Linked DNA regions of Homo sapiens: region 1 is linked to region 2. Evidence: read pairs that join two places in POLR2A ChIA-PET (ENCODE). Cell type or tissue: A673. All regions are shown on one strand. Links, peaks and the distances in the headings refer to the core of each region. The heading gives the core; the rest is flanking DNA.

Region 1 (4,393 bases), core at 264-4,263, 110 kb before region 2:
AAATTTTTCAACAGTTATCAAAGAACATATCTATTTAACAGCTGGTAAATGTTCACGGTTAATGATCTCAACTCTGAGACTTGGTTCCTTCGTGGGAAAATGACAGGGAGAAGAGATTGACAGAGCACCTCAAAATTCACTATCAGCCCAGTCTGTGAATCAATGACTTCAAGAAAGGCTAATGATATGCCAGGTACCTAATCGAGATGTGTGAATATCAATTCTTGGCCTTCATCTTTTCTGTCTGGGAGACTAAACATGCCAAAACCTCACCCTGACTTCACACTACCTCCACTTCAAATTCCACCTTGGTCAACAGAGATCATCCTCTTTCTCAGGTCTAACCATCTTCTTCATGAAACCAAGATACATGGTTTATTTTCTTAAGTGAGTGTTAGCCTTTACCCACAGTTTCAAGCCCAGCAGTGTAGCCAAACTAAAGACAATACTATATCCCACTGTCTAACAGAGACAATGAAGAAAAATGCAGATAACTAGTATTTCTAAATCTGAGTAATAGTCCTGTGTTCAAAGAAGAACAAGAATATATTACAAGAATGCAACATTCTGTTAAATTGTCCAGTGACCTTTATTGGCCAACTATCCCGCCATTAAATGCCATCTCTATCTTGAGAGATTACAAAATTATATCTAAAAAGCTTGATAAACTTTTCTAAGCCCTGATCAAATCACATACTTACATAAAACACAAGCATGCCATAACTTTCTCCATGTCATGTGTCATCCAAATATGTTTTATAAAGAGCATTCTAAGATCTAAAAGCTCCTGTAATCCACGTCCAGGAGTTTTTCTAGACTGAGAGAAAACATGTGCTGTAGGATTTCCCACACCTCTGTCAAAGATTTGAAGGTCTTTAGTCTACTTGGCAAAATAAAGTACACTTAAGATGCATCACTCTTGCCAAAGAAAGGGTTTTGACCTTTTGGCCAAGCAGATTCCAACCTAATGGCCAACTCAAATGAAAACCAGTGTTTATTCTAACAATTTGTAGAATATTTGTAACTACCAGTTTCGTCTTTCTCACTTTGCCAACTCACTACCCAGTGCCCAGAAGGAGGGATTATGCATAAGGCAGTGGTTTTGGTGTATAAACAATAAAGAATCAAGTCCTTTTTGCTCTTCCTTCCTTATATTTCTCTTACCCACCTGTCCCAAAAACCTCCCCTGTGCTACAGGAGCCCCATCCTGAACATGATCAGTATAAACATCAGCTTCACAAAAATCAAGTGCACAAATGTAAGGTGTCTGTGGTGTGTGAAGATGATGGGAGGCTATATGTCTATGTATGAGGAATGCATTAATGAATGGGAAGGGTTTTTGCAGAGATCAATGCAATGGCATTTGATATCACCATCAAATTGCTTTCTCTTATAAACTTTTAGAATATAGTAGTCTCCCCCCTTATCTGTAGTTTTGGTTTCCATGGTTTTAGTTACCCAAGGTACCATGGTCTGAAAATATGGAATGGAAAATTGCAGAAATAATTCGTAAGTTTTAAATTATACACCATTCTCAGTAGCATAATGAAATCTTGGGCCATCCTGCTCCATCCTGCCCAGAATGTGAGTCACCCCTTTGTCCAGCATATTCCCACTTTCTATGCTACCTGCCCATGAGTCACTTAGTAGCTGTCTTGGTGATCAGATCGACTGCCACAATATCACGCACTTATGTTCAAGTAACCTTAATTTTACTTACTAAGAGTCCAAAAGCACAAGAGTAGTGATGCTGGCATTTGGATTTGCCAATAAACTATAAAGTGATAAGGTAAAAGATTGAAGTGAAAAGGTGAAAAAGATCTTGACTTAATGAGGAAAGAAAAAAATCGTATGCTGAGGTCACTAAGATCTACAGTAAAAATGAATCTTCTATGCATGAAATTGTAAAAAAGGAAAAAGAAATTCATGTTTAGTATATATAGAATTTGGTACTATCTGCAGTTTAGGCATCTACCAAGAATCCTGGAACATATTCCCAGGACACAGATAAGGGGGGACCACTGTATATCTCTTGACCCACTTTGTATAGCACCATCCAGAGATTACCGATACTTTTGATACCATTAATTGATGAAAAGACAGCTGCTTCGTTTCTTAGAAACACGGAAGCCTGTAAATGTAGCAAAGGCAACCAGAAAAAAAATAAGAGTCCATATGTCCACGCCCAGTCAGTAAACAACAAAATTAAGAAACCCACAAAAACCTTTTAACCTGGACATCATGAAGGATACTCTTGAAATGGTGTCATCAAAAATCAGCCTCTTTTCTATTCATATGGCATATTAGCAAGCACAGCAAACAAGTAAATAACCATCTTCAAGGCCAAATTTAATGAATTCTTTTTTTACCCCCCTCTTTTATCCCAGTCTCTATCTCTGCACTTCCAGGAGCTAGGTTTTCTCATGGCTGCTGCTCCTCTCCCACATGATGTAAGCAGAGAGCTGGAGAAACAGGGCCCTAAGCTGGGGACTGTGAGCAGCAAGCCTCTGACATCACTGGGTAGCAGGAAGTACCACAGGAGTCTGAGGTTTCACGCCTCACTGCCCTCTCAATACAAAAATCCTCCCAGTGACACTGTGCCCAGAAGATGTTTACTGCCTAAGCACACAGTCAATCTCCCCTCGAAGAAACATGCACAATCTCCCCTCGAAGAAACACAGTGGTAGACTGTGTCCACCACTCTAGAGACAGGGAAACCGCACCCTCTGCGGCTGACACCATAGAAATGAACTCATCTTTAAATCTGCCGTGCTGCTTTTTGCTTTCTTCTGCCAGCTGGTCCTTGGCAAAGCTACTTGATAAATCCAAACACATCAGTTTCACTGGCCACTGAAGGGCCTGTGCTTTTGGGAAACAGGCTTGCCATAAAGCTAGTCTTTGTGACGGCAGCTTCTGGTCTCTCCTGTCACCCCTATTGCCCTTCCCTGTTCTGTCTCTAGAAATCACAGACTGCATAGCTAGAAGGGCCTCAAGTCCTACTCCCTCCACTCTGCAGATGAGAAAGCCTAAGTTTAGAGAAGGTTGGCAACTTGTCCGAGTTTACAGGGCTCATTAGTGGTGGCAGAGCTTAGCCAAACCCAAGACTGCTGTCCAGTATGGACTTCCATAAGCATGGGTTTTACTGTAAGAAAAAAAATACTGGGTTTCAGTCCTCAGTGGCTAATCACTGGTTGGTGACCTAGGGCAAGTAACATTTATCTATCTGCCTTCTCAGGCTTTCACATCTGTAAAATAGACAATAAATATACAATAAACATAGTTACAGCTCACTACATGGATGTGAAACTGTGATACTTTCAAGTGTTTACAGGAATATGATTTGTGCTTTTTGTACAAATCATACCTTATAAACCACACTCAAGTCTCCTTAATGTGCTTAAAGACCCATGAAACCTCTGGGTCAGACAGATTCTTAACTCATCTTTTCAGATCCAATTTGTTATCATCTCCTTCAGAGCCTCCTCTGCCCTCCCAGATGCAGCGAAGTGCCCAGCTCCCCCGTACACATCTATCTTTGCACCATAGTATAACCGTTCCTTGTACCTTTTCCCCTATTCAATTGTGAGATTCAAGGAAATGAACTGTGTCTTAATCATAGTCCATTAATCTTTGCATTTCCAGCACCTAGCACTATTCATGGTCCATTAGAAGTGAATTAATGAATGCTTATTGAATTAAAGTAGAAGTGAATAAAATCACTAAGTAGTAGGGACAAACTAAAGGTGAATATACTTTCCTCCTTTGACTTGCTGAATTAGAGTTCTCCAGTGAACCAGAACCAAGAAGATATATATATGTAGAAATTCATTATGGGGGTTGGGTCATACAATCATGGAGGCTGAGCAATCCGACAATATGCCATCTCCAAAAGCCAAGTGAGAGAACCAGAAAGTCAGTGGTATAATGTAGTCTGAGTCCAAAGGTCTGAGAACCAGGATTAGGGTAGCACAGGTGTAAGTCCCAGCGTCCAAAGGCCCAAGAACTAGGATCTTTGATGTCCACAGACAGAAGAAGATAAGTGTCCTAGCTCAAGGTGACATCAAATTCACCCATCTTCCATCTTTCTGTTCTACCGGGCCCTCTGCAGATTGGATGATGCATACTCGAGGCATGAATATCTGAGGGCAGATATTCTGTACTCAGTCTACTGATTCAAATGCTAATTTCTTCTGGAAATCTTCACAGGCACACCCAGAAATAATGCTTTACCAGTTACCTGGGCCTCCCTTAGCCTAGTCAAGTTGACACCTAAAATTAACATCACACTTACCAATCCTGAAATGACATTCCTAGGCAACCGCTCACACCTGCAAGTCTTCCCATGAGGTGCATTTCCAGGCAACACACCTTCAACAGCTCTAAGTGCCTCAGA
Region 2 (4,393 bases), core at 168-4,167:
TTAATGAGTGTCTCTTTGATTTGTGCCAGGCTTAATGTGCTGAACACTGAAGATATGCATGAAAATTAAACACCATTCCTCCTCACCCAGATCTCACAGTGCAGAGGGAGAGACAAACATATAAATAAGTAATCCCAAAAGAGAGTGACAGTGCCTGTTTAAAGACAAAAAAAAAAAAAAAAAAAAAAGGAGAGGAAGGATGGGTGTTTTTTTCCTCCTCCTGATTCAAATGCAAAACCACAATCCACTGTTGTGCCCCCACCCTCCTTCTCCTCCACTCTATTTCTTTAGGTCTTAATTTCCTGGCACCCTGTTACCTGCCAACTTCCTTCTAGATACCATAAGTCTCTTCCTCTGTCCCTCTTTGCCATGTTCACATTGACTTATTTTCACTTCAGAAAAGCTCAAAAGTAATCATTGTCTTAGGCAGTGCCCAGTCCCGACAGCAGGCAGTGCTCAGGTGTCCCCATTCACTGGCTTTGCCCACTCAGAGGCCACTTAATGGGAGGAATCAAGTCAATATTAGATCACTCACCTTTCACTGCTATGGTCACAGCCATGAGTATGCTCAGGCTTCAGAAGAGGCTTGCCTCTAGGGTCCTCCCCTGTGGCAAGAAGAAGGTCTGGTTGGACCCCAATGAAACCAATGAAATCTCCAATGCCAACTCCTGTCAGCAGATCTGGAAGCTGATCAAAGATGGGCTGATGATCCGCAAGCCAATGACTGTCCATTCCCAGGCTCGATGCCAGGAAAACACCTTGGCCTACCGGAAGGGCAGGCACATGGGCATAGGTAAGCGAAAGGGTACAACCAATGCCCGGATGCCAGAGAAGGTCACGTGGATGAGGAGAATGAGGATTCTGTGCTGGCTGCTCAGAAGATACCGCATATCTAAGAAGATTGATCACCTCATGTATCACAGCCTGTACCTGAAGGTTAAGGGGAACGTGTTCAAAAACAAGCGATTCTCATGGAACACATCCACAAGCTGAAGGCAGATAAGGCTCGCATGAAGCTCCTGGCTAACCAGGTTGAGGCCCAGAGGTCTAAGACCAAGGAAGCATGCAAGCGCCATAAAGAGTGCCTCCAGGTCAAGAAGGAGGAAATCATCAAGACCTTGTCCAAGGAGGAAGAGACAAGGAAATAAAAACTTCCACTTTGTCTGTACATACTGGCTTCTGTGATTATATAGATCAGCCATTAAAATAAAACAAGCCTTAAAATATATATATATATATAACATATAATATATATATTAGATCACTCTGTCAAGCCCCACCTCCTTCAGAAAACCCTCCCAGTAATTCCAATCAATGCCGGCCTCTTTCCTTCTTGATCCACAAAACCTACTGCCTGTAACTCCCTGTGGCACTTAATTACATTGAATTTAACAGACAGTCAACACGTTTTAGTGATTTGCACTGGTTTTGACCCTAGAGGAGTTACTTAACATCTCTGAGCCTCAGTTTTCTTTTGGGAATAAAAGCATAACCTCCTTTTATAAATCCACGTGTATAAACACAATCAGAAGTTATCTCTGAATGGTAGGATAATGGGTGAAATTTGTTTTCATTATACATTTCTGAATTTGCTTTTAATGGATATAAATGTTCTCATCAGAAAAAGCAATCAAACTGCTTCCTCTTAGCTTTAAAAAAAGGATAACACCCACTTCATTTTGTTATGAGGATTAGTGAGGTGAGGCTGTGTGCATTGTAGGAACACAATAACCTCATGAAAGCAGCGTCTACTGGCTCAGATAAGGAAACCCCAGGGAGGTGGAAAAGAGATTGGCAGGCTGTCAGACCTCTTCTGCCTCTCAGGAGTGCCTGCTCTGGATATGAAGTCATTCTCTCCTACACACCAGCTTCTTTCCTGGGCTCAGACATGACCAAGGGCATCTCTCAGCTTCCCCATCCCAGAAGGGCTGCCCCTAAATCCCAAGGAAAGACTATGATTAGTTCCTTTTGAAACTGATGAAGGGGCATTTCCCAGAATGAGGGAGTGACAGATGAGGGATTGAAATCAGGGCGATAGGCCGGGTGCAGTGGCTTATGCCTGTAATCCCAACATTTTAGGAGGCCAAGGTGGGTGGATCACTTGAGGCCAGGATTTTGAGACCAGCCTGGCCAACATGGCAAAACCCGTCTCTACTAAATATACAAAAATTAGGCAAGCATGGTGGCAGGTGCCTGTAATTCCAGCTACTCAGGAGGCTGAGGCTGGAGAATTGCTTGAACCTGGGAGGCGGAGGTTGTAGTGAGCTGAGATCGCACCATTGCACTCCAGCTTGGGCAACAAGAGTGAAACTCCATCAAAAAAGAAAAAAAAAAAAAAGAGAAGGAAGGAAAGAAAGGAAGTCAGGAAGGCAGGAAGGCAGGAAGGAAGGAAGGAAGGAAGGAAGGAAGGAAGGAAGGAAGGAAAGAAAGGCAATAGTTCTACAGGGAGAAAATAATATGATTCCACTACAAAATACAAAATGCCTTGCCAGGTGCTGGGTCCACAGTCAATGCTTAATACTTGACAGTGACAATTATTGCAAAGGTGTTGGGCTAAATCAGCATAAGCAGGTGTGATTTAGACGGCCTATGTGAGAATACTGGTGGAAGGTGAGACGACAAAAGAAGGACTGACAGGCTGAAACAGGCCAGGGTGCCTTCCTGGATGTGGATGCAATACAGTTTGAAGAACAAGAATTCAGCAAGAAGAAATGAAAAGAGGAAAGAGTCTGAGCTGGATATGCCAGGGAGGTAGGCCGGTGTGAGGGTAGAAATTCCTGGAGGCTTCAAGATAGGCAAAGGGCCCTAAACCAAGGGCAGGCCACTGACATTTGGATCAATTCATTATTCCCATACCGTTTGGGGTGTATCAGTCTTGCCTCCCTAACAAAAACAGTAAACTTCTTACTGGAGAGGATATTGCCATATTTCTCCTGCATCCCTTTCAGTTGCTAAATCAGTATTTAACCAAACCGAAGCACCAGTGACTTCTTGTTAGTTTACACAGGACGTCTCCCTCGGGCAGGTGGAGCTGCGCCTCTTGGGCCCCTCCTTTCCTTCCCTCCCATCCACCAGCACTCAGATCAATTGCTCTGTGTATTTGATGAGTCTGGGGGAAGCCACTTTCACCCACATCCTGGGATGGCTAAGAAACTTTCTAAACCTAAGCCCTCAGGAAAGATGTGGGAGGATTATTTCTAAAAGGTTTTGACCACCTTATCTACATAGTTTTAACCCCAACACAACCATCAAATCTGACAATTGCTCCTTAAAAAAAAAAAAAAAAAAAAAGGCCAGGCGCGGTGGCTCACGCCTGTAATCCCAGCACTCTGGGAGGCCGAGGCGGGAGGATCACGGGGTCAGGAGATCGAGACCATCCTGGCTAACACGGTGAAACCCCGTCTCTATTAAAAATACAAAAAATTAGCTGGCCGTGGTGGCGGGTGCCTGTAGTCCCAGCTACTGAGGAGGCTGAGGCAGGAGAATGGCGTGAACCCGGGAGGCGGAGCTTGCAGTGAGCAGAGATTGTGCCACTGCACTCCAGCCTGGGCGACAGAGCGAGACTCTGTCTCAAAAAAAAAAAAAAAAAAAAAAAAAAAAAAAAAATCAAGTTGTAGCCAGCGTAAGGGGGGAAATGCTTTATTCCCTGTGCCAGGTGCTTTCTTTCTGGGGAGGAAGACTAATCAGTGTTAAGTCCTGGACTTTCTCTGCACCTTTACTAACTCCTCCTTGCAGAGGCCCGGAGCACAGTCCTAGGCAGCAACTTAGGGATGAGCTGGGTAGCACAGACTGGACATGCTCAGTTCAGCTCCCCCCTTCCTCAGTGGGGAAAAAGGACATTAGTTATCACGTGTCCCCTGGGAGGCCCTGACAGCAGACTCTAACCCACTGAAGACTACCTGGTCACAGGCAAAGTTTTCAATGCTTTGACTTAGGGACACCAGATGTGAGTGGGCAAAGCGCTATGAGCCGCACAGAGAAAAAGAGGTTTAAATCACTGGTGGATTAAGAACATCATCGAAAATTGTTGCTGCGTAGGCCGGGCGCGGTGGCTTACGCCTGTAATCCCAGCACTTTGGGAAGCTGAGCGGGGCAGATCACTTGAGGTCAGGAGTTCAAGACCAGCCTGGCCAACATGGTGAAACCCTGTCTCTACTAAAAATACAAAAATTAGCCGGGCGTGGTGGCAGGCGCCTGTAATCCAAGCTGCTCGGGAGGCTGAGCCAGCAGAATCACTTAAAAAACCCAGGAGGCAGAAGTTGCAGTGAGCTGAGATCGTGCCACTGCACTCCAGCTTGGGCCACAGAGTGAGACTCCGTCTCAAAAAAAAAATTAAATAAATAAATAAATAAATAAATAAATAAAATATATATATATATAGTTGCTGCTTGTT

What was found. Peaks named below come from ENCODE experiments on the same cell type or tissue, not always from the same donor. Only the 100,000 strongest peaks of a DNase experiment are listed, where the experiment ranks them.
Region 1: POLR2A ChIA-PET joins it to region 2 with 8 read pairs; 4 of 35 experiments call an interaction of 5 or more read pairs at or near these places.

Annotation. Positions count from the first base shown.
Region 1 is chr1:63,891,391-63,895,783 of GRCh38, reverse strand. All of the region lies in intron 1 of ROR1 (receptor tyrosine kinase like orphan receptor 1), which reads right to left. Among named protein-coding and RNA genes, the nearest start is that of ROR1, 120 kb to the right of the region's middle. RefSeq lists a silencer at 2,474-2,643. In A673, for the core only: no CTCF peak of the experiment used is centred there; a DNase peak (open chromatin) is centred at 2,523.
Region 2 is chr1:63,785,470-63,789,862 of GRCh38, reverse strand. The region is part of intron 1 of ROR1 (receptor tyrosine kinase like orphan receptor 1); the gene reads right to left. It also overlaps the pseudogene RPL19P3. Among named protein-coding and RNA genes, the nearest start is that of ROR1, 14 kb to the right of the region's middle. In A673, for the core only: no CTCF peak of the experiment used is centred there; DNase peaks (open chromatin) are centred at 1,802 and 2,502; H3K27ac peaks cover 1,877 bases.